Linked DNA regions of Homo sapiens: region 1 is linked to region 2. Evidence: read pairs that join two places in POLR2A ChIA-PET (ENCODE). Cell type or tissue: MCF 10A. All regions are shown on one strand.

The links. ChIA-PET counts read pairs that join two places held together with the same protein. Peaks named below come from ENCODE experiments on the same cell type or tissue, not always from the same donor. Only the 100,000 strongest peaks of a DNase experiment are listed, where the experiment ranks them.
Region 1: POLR2A ChIA-PET joins it to region 2 with 11 read pairs; 2 of 35 experiments call an interaction of 5 or more read pairs at or near these places.

Annotation. Positions count from the first base shown.
Region 1 is chr11:114,152,297-114,157,296 of GRCh38, forward strand. ZBTB16 (zinc finger and BTB domain containing 16) reads left to right here. Exons shown (of 7, transcript NM_006006.6): 3 at 4,041-4,138. Among named protein-coding and RNA genes, the nearest start is that of ZBTB16, 95 kb to the left of the region's middle. In MCF 10A, no CTCF peak of the experiment used is centred here; a DNase peak (open chromatin) is centred at 2,435.
Region 2 is chr11:114,298,699-114,303,698 of GRCh38, forward strand. The region is part of intron 2 of NNMT (nicotinamide N-methyltransferase); the gene reads left to right. Among named protein-coding and RNA genes, the nearest start is that of NNMT, 4.8 kb to the left of the region's middle. In MCF 10A, no CTCF peak of the experiment used is centred here; a DNase peak (open chromatin) is centred at 193.

The sequences.
Region 1 (5,000 bases), 150 kb before region 2:
ACAATAGCACAGAAATGGTTCAAATGATGAGCTTGTATCTTGCTAGCTTCGTTTTACTAGTGAGAGTTGTTTGGTTGAAAACCAGTGAGAAGGAATGAATTCTTCTCTTCAGTTTCTTGTCAAAAGGTTCAGATTTGTTTAGCTTGAATTTCTCATAATGATTCAGCTTTCTTGAGACAATAGAAACTGGTTAGAGGTTAATGTGTTCTTTGTCTTTTTGGACATAAGTGAAAATCTGTTACAAGCAAGGTGAGTTTACCTAATGAGCCACTAAGAGTTGGGGAGAACTTGAGTCTGTTCCCCAGGAATGGAGAGTGAGGACCTGAAGCATATGGGGCAATGGAATCTCCACTGAGTATAGGATGGAGATGCGTGGGCTGTACTAGAACTGGGTTACTTTCAAAATGGTGTTCAGCAAGGTAGCTTCTTCTCAGAGAAGAGTGTGTGAAAACTCTACCACCAACTAAGGCAGTGTGCAGAAAGGTGCAAAAATGTCCCCAGATGTCTTCCTTCCTTTCCTGTCACAGTGGAGGCTGATAATCTCAGATGGCCACGTGCAATTAAACCTTATGAAAAGACAGGACTAGATTGGGAAGATGTGAGTGTGTGGTAAGGAAGAAGGAGGTGGATAGAATTTCCATTTTGATCTAAATGCTTTGCAGTTGCATAATGTGGTGATGGTAGTGGTGGGAGGTTGTGGTCTAAAGAGGGAATAGACTGTGAGTTCACACAAATTTGCACTTTTGCTCCAGGAATCGGTTGGAATTCTATTTCCACATTGGCTGTTCTGCAGACTGTGCCATGGAGAGTCTACTGGTAGCCAGGTACCTCAAATGCACTGAAATCCTCCACCATTATTTTCTTTGAATTAGGAGAAGCCTTCACTTTTCCACATTCTTCCTTTGGTAGATGAACAAGAATTAAAGATACGAGCAAACCAGTGCTGGGCTCTGTTGAACTCCCAGGCCTGTGAGGTTGTTCCCTTTTTCTCTAATGAACTTTATGTGCTTTGCCCAGGTCTCTCTGCCAGTGAGGAAAGACCTTTGCCCTTGTACTTCATGTGAAATCACATGGACACCATATTAATCTCTGGTAACCTGTATGGGGCACTGAGTTAGTGGGTCAGTTGCAGGGCAGTGACCTTACCCTGAGGATTAGACAGGATAGGACATCCGGGTCTCTGAAGGCAGCGAAATGCATGACAACAGAGTCATTCCGAGGACAGGCTGGTGGTAACTTCTGGAAGTTTCTTTCACTGAAAGATAAATAGCAAGTGAGTAAAGGAGGAAACTCAGGCCACTTGGATTAGATTTTAAATGACTAGATTGCTGGGATTGGGTCTAGAGGTTTGCTTGGGCAATCCTAGCCTGGCTGCCTCAGTGTCAGAGGACATCACAATGCACCGTAAGAAGTGGGACGTGGCTCAGGGAGAATAATAGTGCCCCTTAGAGGACCACCTGGTAGGCTAGGTAAAAGGATATGGGTAAGACTTTTGAATGATAAAATTTTGTCTCTATTCAAAATATTTGATGTGATCTTCATCACTTTATAGGTGATCAAACACAGAGAGATTGTGATAGCATGACTTGTCCAAGGTTAATGGCCGAGTCAGGTGGGAGGATGCAGGTCTTCTGGCTGCTGGCTGGGCATTCTTCTTTGTACCCTGCCACCTCTGTAGTAAAAGGGCAAGTGCCTGTCATCTTTCACACCAAGCCAATCCAGTTGGCCACGATAAGCCACTTCCACCAACTGCCAAGCAAATCCATTCATACCTAGAGAAAAGGCAGTGGTGTTACCCAAACCAAGAGTGTTTATCATGGTGAGGGATTTGATTTGGAACCCTCATGGAGAAGAGATGGGAGCCCCAGAGGGGAGTTTAGCCTGGTGGTGGCTCCCAAATCTGAAGACCGGTCACTCTAGTGTCCCTTTGGAAAATAAATCCAAATGGGTGTTCGTCCTCCTATTCCTCTTGACAGCCACCCTTCAGAAGTGGGCACTCCAGGAGCTAACAAACCCCTGGTGAAGAAAAGGATGAAAATAAACTGAAACCCTTATGTTGCCATCCACCAGATTTTGCCATGACTGTGTGCGAGTTCACCTGCCAAACCCCTTATGAATAGAGCCTTTGCCACTCTATAGAAGAACATCTCTTAGAACAGCAAGTATCTATCATGCCCGGGCAAGTGACAGGAATACTCCACCATCGTGTGTGTTTGCATGCACTCACATACCCCTAGGTATGTAGTTTAAAAGATACTTTGTCCAAAATGCTATTAGGACATGTCCCAGTGCCCAACATTGTGAAATCTATTTAGAGTTAAGAATGTTCAGTTAAAATGTTCTGTACTGTTAATATTTCTCAATTTGGGTGGATCAGCATGGCAAGGAGCAAGAGAACATGGGGGGGTGGTACCCCTACAGTGTCATAGATAAGGGTGTGTGTGTGTGTGTATGTTTGTGATTGAGAAATCATTTGTCTTTGGCAAGTGGGGAAAGGGAAAGCATGCAAACAAAACAATGTGATTGAGAAAGAGCTCTGCTGAGAGAACTTTGTGTGATCCCTATCAGAAGGCCGTACACAGTGGATACCATATGCTGGTCCTCATGCTGTGGGAGCCCATTGACTGTGGCTCTAGGGAGGCTCACCTGGGTCCACCACATGGTCTTGACACACTGCTGGGTTCTCATTCTGGGACTTGGAAGGGTGGGTGGCTCGGTTTTGCTACCATCTAGATACTGCCAGCTTGAGTGTGTAATACTCCCTCTCCCCACCTGCAGTTTTATCTGTTGTCAGTACCAGCTCTCCAGCCTTTTACTATGGTCTTAACACATCAACATTTTGATGGAGATAGAGGGCCTTGTTTTCCCTTCTGCCTGCCCCACCGCCCACAGATCCGGCTTCTGGCTGCCACGCCTGCCCTGTCCTGAGGGCCAAGGCCCCTGGGGACGTTGCAGGGATGGCGCAGAGACTGGGGCGGAGGTGGAGGCCAGATCCTGGATCCGGCAATAGCATGTATGGGCCTGACAACAGGAGTGTGGGTGGGCGGCAGCTTGGAGCCTCTCCCCAGTGCTCGGCTCCCTGCTAGCGCACCCGGTTCCCTGCATCTTACCAGCTCCCGTGCTGGCTCGTGACTGAGCTAGGGGTCTGGTGGGAGAGGCCCCGGGTTGGGGGTTGGGAGTTGGGATGGGAGCACTGCTGTAGGTTGGGCCTGTGACCGGTTGTTACTGGGACCTTGGTCTTCCCAGGGGTGATAACATGGGCCTAGCCCACCTCACAGAATCACAGTAATGGCAAAATGAGAGCATGTGTATGAAGAGCTGCAGATGACTATGACCACCCTACATTTATAGAATGATGTTATCCAGTTTCTTGAAACTCTGCTTTCTGTTGGGGCAAGACAGAGGGAAGACACTTCTAAAGCTGGGCCTTAGGGGAAAGGTGTGCATGTTGGGGTGGGTCATTGCAGTCCTAAGAACATCTGGATGCCAGAGAAGTATCTTATGTCTATAAGGGCATCAATTTATTCACAGGCTTATTCAGAGCCTCCTTTGTGTCAGTCACTGTAGTGGAAGTTGGAGGTAGGAGAGAGAAAAGATACAGGTGTAGCCCTCCTGGGTCCCATGGGCTCGTTCACAGTCACCACCCGGGAAAGGCAGTGCTACACAGAGGTGAGCAGAGGCTGTGGGCCTCCTGTGAGGTCTGTGCTAGTTTGACAGTGAGCATTATGTCTGTCTGACTGTCCTGGGTGTTGCATCCTTCCTCCCTCTGGAATTGGATCTGATTTTTTTTCTTGGTCCATGTGTCAGTGGTAAAGCCCGTGGACAAGACCAGGAATGGGTGCTTCACTGGCTGCAGTCCCTGGGCAGAGGGCGTGATTTACGCTGTCTGAGGATCCAGGGATGTGTTTCCATCGGTGCCCTCCTGTTCCCTTCCGCCTGTCACCTGCCAGAGGGATGGCTGCCAAGCCCCCAGGTAGGGGATGGCCCTGCCTCTTGTCCAGCCAGAGCAGCAGCAACCTCTCTTTTCCTTTCCCTTACAGGAAGCTGCACAGTGGGATGAAGACGTACGGGTGCGAGCTCTGCGGGAAGCGGTTCCTGGATAGTTTGCGGCTGAGAATGCACTTACTGGCTCATTCAGGTAGGCAAGTTCGCCTTAGTGGCCCGTTCAGATACAGGCAACCATCTCCTGCTTGCCTTTACCCCTCCTCAGAGCCTGCTGTGGCCTGCATGTCCCCACTGCCCGCTGGGGCCCTGGTCCATCTTGTTCCCTGGACCCTCCCTCCAGGCTTATGACACAGAAGATCCATCCTGATGGCGGGGCCACTTGGATGAACCCACCTTCAAGCTCTCGTGGGTTTCCCAGGCATCAGTGGCAACCAGTGCCCTGTGTGATCTACCTTCCAAAGTAGACTGCAGTTTCATTAGTGGAACAGTTGTGGAATTAGGTTCTCACTGTCTAATGAATCTGACTATTGGGTTCACATTATACAGGAGCCTTTAATTAAATGGATATAGAAAGGTTGGAACACAAAGCTGGTTATAGCGTGCTGTCTTTTGCAAGTTAATTTTATACAATTCTATTGAGGTCGACTGTGTGGCTGCTGGTAATTTTGCTCATGTTTGGGCAAAGCTGCTCTGCCCCACGAGGCGTGGAATGGGGAGAAGCACCTGACATTTGGCAGGCCCGAGTGTTCTTGGTGGAGGGAAGGATCTAGCAGGTCTGATGCGGTGGCTTTGAGGCTTAGGTCACCTGACTTTAGTTGTGGAGGCCTCAACTCTTCTTTGCCAGGTGCATAGTCTCTTCCCTTTAATTCCCTTGCCTTCCAACCTTGGAGTCATTTTTTAGGGGAGAGGAGAGGGCTGTTGTTTCATTTGGTCTTGTCTTCTCCTCATGTAGGCCAAGGCCTGCCTCTCCTTTCCCCATATTGGCTCCAGAAACTGGCCCTCCAGGCAGTTTGGCATTTGGGAAATGGGCTTTGGGGTCAGGCAGAGAAAGGTTC
Region 2 (5,000 bases):
TTTATTAATCACCATCCATGAAAGTAGACTTTGTATACTTACAACTAATGGTCAAGATCTTACACTACCACATCTACATGTAAATTTATGCAAATGAATCTCATTTGTTCATGTAAATTTTAATTTCTTCCAACACGAGAAATTGGCAATAGCCTATTAGCCAGAGGTAGCCACGCCTGCAATTCACTGTCTTTCTCATATCCTTATGCACTTCCATCTTCTGCTGATTGTCTGACAATATCCAGTCTGTTCCCCAACTGACCATTCACTCCTGGAGCAACATTTCTCTGCTGCTATGCATATTGCTGAGACCCCACAGACTTCTTTGCAAGCTGCATAAAAAGATGAATGTTTGCAATTATAGTATCTGCAAATAAAAATAGGTTTTGTTCTTCTATTCCAACTTTATGCTTTTTATTTATTTTTCTGCCCTTATTATGTTGGCAAAAACTTTCAATACAATATTGAATAGAAATGATGACAGCAGACCTCTGTGCCTTATTCCATATTCTAGGATAAAAAATGTTCAATGATTTATCATTAAGTATATTAACTATTGGTTTTTCATAGATATTATTTATCAGACTAAGTTCTGCATTCCTAGCTTTTTTGAAATTTTAATCAAATGTTGAATTTTGTCAAAATTTGTTTGCATTTATTAAGATGGTCTTATGATTTTCCTCCTGTATTCTGAAAATGTGAATTACATTGGAAAATTTTGAATGTTACACCAAAGTGGCATAAACTACTTGGTCATGAAGTATAATTGAGCTATAATTTTCTTCTAGTGTGCTTCACAAATTTTGATATCAGCATGATGCTGGCTGGAGTCATAAAATGAGTTGGGAGTGATATCCCCTCTTCTATTTTCTGAAAGAGTTTGAGTATTATTAGTATAATTTCCTTCTTAAATGATTGATAGCATTTACCAGCGAAGCCAGGTGAATCTGAAATTTTTGTGCGAGAGAAGACTTTATTAAAAACAGTATTTCTTTAATGGTTACTTGGATTTTCCGTTTGTTCTTTTGTCTGTTTTGGTAAGTGGTACTTTTCAAGAAGTTTGTCCTTTTTATCTTGGTTGTCAACTTTATTGGCATTTTTTTTTTTTTACAATATCCTTTTAATACCTTATTATGTCTGTAGGATCTGTAGTGATCTCTCCTCTTTCATTCTTGATATTGGTAATTTGTCTTGTTTTCTTTCTGTTGTCTTGATCAACCTTGCTACAGATTGATCATTTTATTAATCTTTTCCAAAAACCAACTTTTGGCTATGTTGATTTTTCTCTATTGTCTGTCCATTTTCTATTTCATTGCTTTCTGCTCTTATTTTTGATCACTTTCTTTCTTCTAGTTATTTTAATTTTAATTCTTTTCTAGTTTACTTTATTTTTTTCTAGCTTTCTAAAATGTCTTGTTTTTAATTCTTCTTTTAGCTTCTTAAGTTGGAAACTTATATCATTTATTTCACATATCTCTTTTTCTAATGTAGGCATTTAATGCTGCAAATTTCCTTTAGCACTGTTTTAACTGCATCCCATGATTCTTGTATGTGGTATTTTTATTATTTTCAAATTCAGCATATTGTCTCATTTCCTTTGTAATTTCTTTTTTGACCATGAATTATTTAGAATTATGTTGCTTAATTTCCAAAGTATTGGGATTTTTCTAGCTATCTTATTGTTATTGCTTTCAAATTAAATTTTGTTGTAGTCAGAGATTTATTTTGTGGCTCTGCATATGGTCTATCTCAGTAAACGTTCTATGTGCTTTCTACATTGAAAAGAGTGTATATTGTTCAGTTGTAGATATAGTTTCTATAAATATCAATTAAGTCAGGCAGGTTGATAGTATCATTCAAATTTTCTACATCCTTACTGACGTTTTGTTTACTTTCTCTGTCAATTACTGAGAGTGTTAATGTCTCAAACTATGATTGTTGATTTATCCTTTGCTCCCTATAGTTCTGTCAACATTTGCTATATGCATTTTGACACTTGTTTTTAGCTCTGTTATATACATTTTTAGGATTGTTATGTCTTCTTGATGAACTGACCACTTTACCATTGTGAAATATCTCCCTTTATTTCCAGCAATGTATTTGTCTTGAAGTCTACTTTTTCTGATGTTAATATAGCTACATCACCCTTCCTATGCTTGCTGTTTTGCATGGTGTGGTGGGCAGCCTCTAAGATGGCCCCCAATAATCCTTGTGTCAGTATTTTCACCTTTGTGTAATCCCCTTCCCTAGAATATCCACTGGATTTAGTGATTCAGTACTGACAAGTTTGGTAGAATGCAGCATAGTGATGGGATATCAATTGTGATATTAAATTAAAAGGACTACAGCACCACTACACACCTATTAGATCTAGGCCAGAATCTGGAAGACTGACAACACCAAATGCTGATGAGGCTGTGGGGAAAGAGGAACTCTTATTTATTGTTCGTGGGAATTAAAAATGGTGTAGCCATTTTGGAAGACAATTCGACTATTCCTTGCAAAACTATTCAATCTAGCAGTTGCACTCCTTGGTATGTAACCCAGAAAGCTGCATGTATTACACTCCTCAGTATGTAACCCAAAAAGCTGTGGTATGTCTACACAAAAAGCTGCACACAGATGTTTATAGTAGCTATATTCATAATTGCCAAAAATTGGAAGCAACCAAGATGTCTTTCAGTAAGCGAATGAATAAATAAACTGTGGTACATTTAGACAATGGAATAATATCCAGTGCTAAAAAGAAATGAGCTATCAAGCCACGAAAAGACATGGAGGAAATGTAAATACAATTACTAATTGAAAGAAGCCAATCTTAAAAGGCTACATGTATGATTCCAACTATATGACATTCTGGAAAATGCAAAACTAGGGAAGAAGTAAAGAAGATAAGTGGTTGCTAGGGGTCGGGGAGGGAGAGATAAATAGGTGGAGTATAGAGGATTTTTTAGAGCAGTGAGACTACTCTGTACAGTACTATAATGGTGGACACATGTCATTATATATTTGTCCAAATCCATGGAATGTACAATACCAAGAGTGAATCTTAACGTAGATTACAGACTTTGGGTGATAATGGTATGCCAATGTAGGCCTTCTGCTTGATTTTGCGGTGAACCTAATATTGCTGTAAAAAACAAAATCAATTTTTAAAAAATGACAGCTTTTTATTGGGTATTCTGTCTCTATCTCACTCTCTTGTCCTGGGGAGTGAGCTTGGAACCAAATTTCCCCCAGTTGAACCAGAAAAAACAGAGAAATAAGTGTTTGTCATTTTTAGCTGCTAAATTTTGGGGATAATTTATCCTGCAGTTACATATAACTAATATACATGATATATCTACATATCTTTTTCTACCCTTCTGTTTTCAGATTATGTTTTCTCTTTTTAATCCAGACTGACAATTTCTGCCTCTAACTGGATTGTTTAGTCCATTTACATTTAATGTAATTACTAATATTACAGGGTTGAATTTAAATCTACCATCTTGGTATATGATTTCTATCTGTCCCATCTGATTGTTGTTCACCTGTGTCTTTCTTCCTGTTTTCCCTTGGTGAATGCAGTAATTTTTAGTATTCCATTTAGTATAAGTGTACATATTTTTAGTATTTATTTTTTATCTCCCCTGTTAACCTCTTCTGTGTCTTGTGTGAGTTTGTGTGGTTTTTCTAGGAATTGCAATATGCATCCTTGACATATCTATTGTCTCATGAAGGATGTAAGATATTCCAAAAGTGTAATTTCCTTAACCGACTTTCCTGGCCCTTATGTTCTTGTCATGTATTTTATTTCTATGTATAACACTATAATACATATATTGTTATTAGTTTTGCTTTAGTTAGTAGTGATTTTATTTATTTTTATTGTCTTATTTTTAATTTTGATTTTTAAAATAAAATTTACCATCTTTACTATGTTTAAGTGTTAGTTGAATAGTGTTAAGTATAGTCACATAAGTCAGTATACAGTTTTAAACAATGTATATAACAATATATATTAAACATAGGAATTTTGGACTGAATGTTTTTATCCCTCCCTCCCAATTTCTGTGTTGAAATCCTAACCCCCTTATGATGGTATTAAGAGGTCGGGGCTTTGAAAGGTCATTAGGTCATGGAGGTGGAGACTTCATGAATGGGATTAGTGCCCTTATAAAAGGAACCCCATAGAGCTCTCTAGCTCTCCTTCTGCCATATAAAGGTACAATGAGAAGTCAGCTGTCTGTGGCCCAGAAGAGTCCTCATCAGACCCTGACCAGGCTGGCATCCTAATCTCAGACTTCCAGCCTTTAGAATTGTAGGAAATAAATTTCTGTTGTTTATGAGCCACCCAGTCTATGGTATTCTGTTACAGGAGCCCAAACTAACTAAGGCTATATTATGCATATATTTAAGATCTTTTATATTTACCCACATATCTTTCTTCTCTAGTGTTTTTCATTCCTTTCCCAAGATCTGTTCTTCTGTTTGGCATCATTTTCCTTCACCTGAAGAACTTATTTTAGTATTAGTTATAATGCAGTTCTGCTGGAGACAAATTCTCTTAACTTATCAAGTCGGGTAAAAAGTTAGTAATTGTTTTCCTCCCTGCTAACTTGAGGAATTTAACAATTTTTGATAACCAAAGTCCCCTGGCATCTCTCTTACCAGTATTTATTATTGAAATCTGAGATTTTAAAGTTCAAATATTGTAATTTAAAGTATTATTTTTATATTTTCTTTCAAGATCAGTTTGGACATTTGCTTTTGGTTTGTAATCAAATTTAGAATTATTTGGACATATTTGGTGCTCATTTTATACAATTTTTCTAGATATTGAGTCTTTAATTTTGGTTCATCTGTCAACTGAATAGATCTTCAAATATTTATTTCAAGAGGAACATACAGTGACGTGTTTTCTAAGTCCATGCATATATGAGAATGTATTTTGTCACTCTTACACATGAACAAAATCATAAAATTGTTTAAATATTGCCCCACTTTTTTTCTGACAT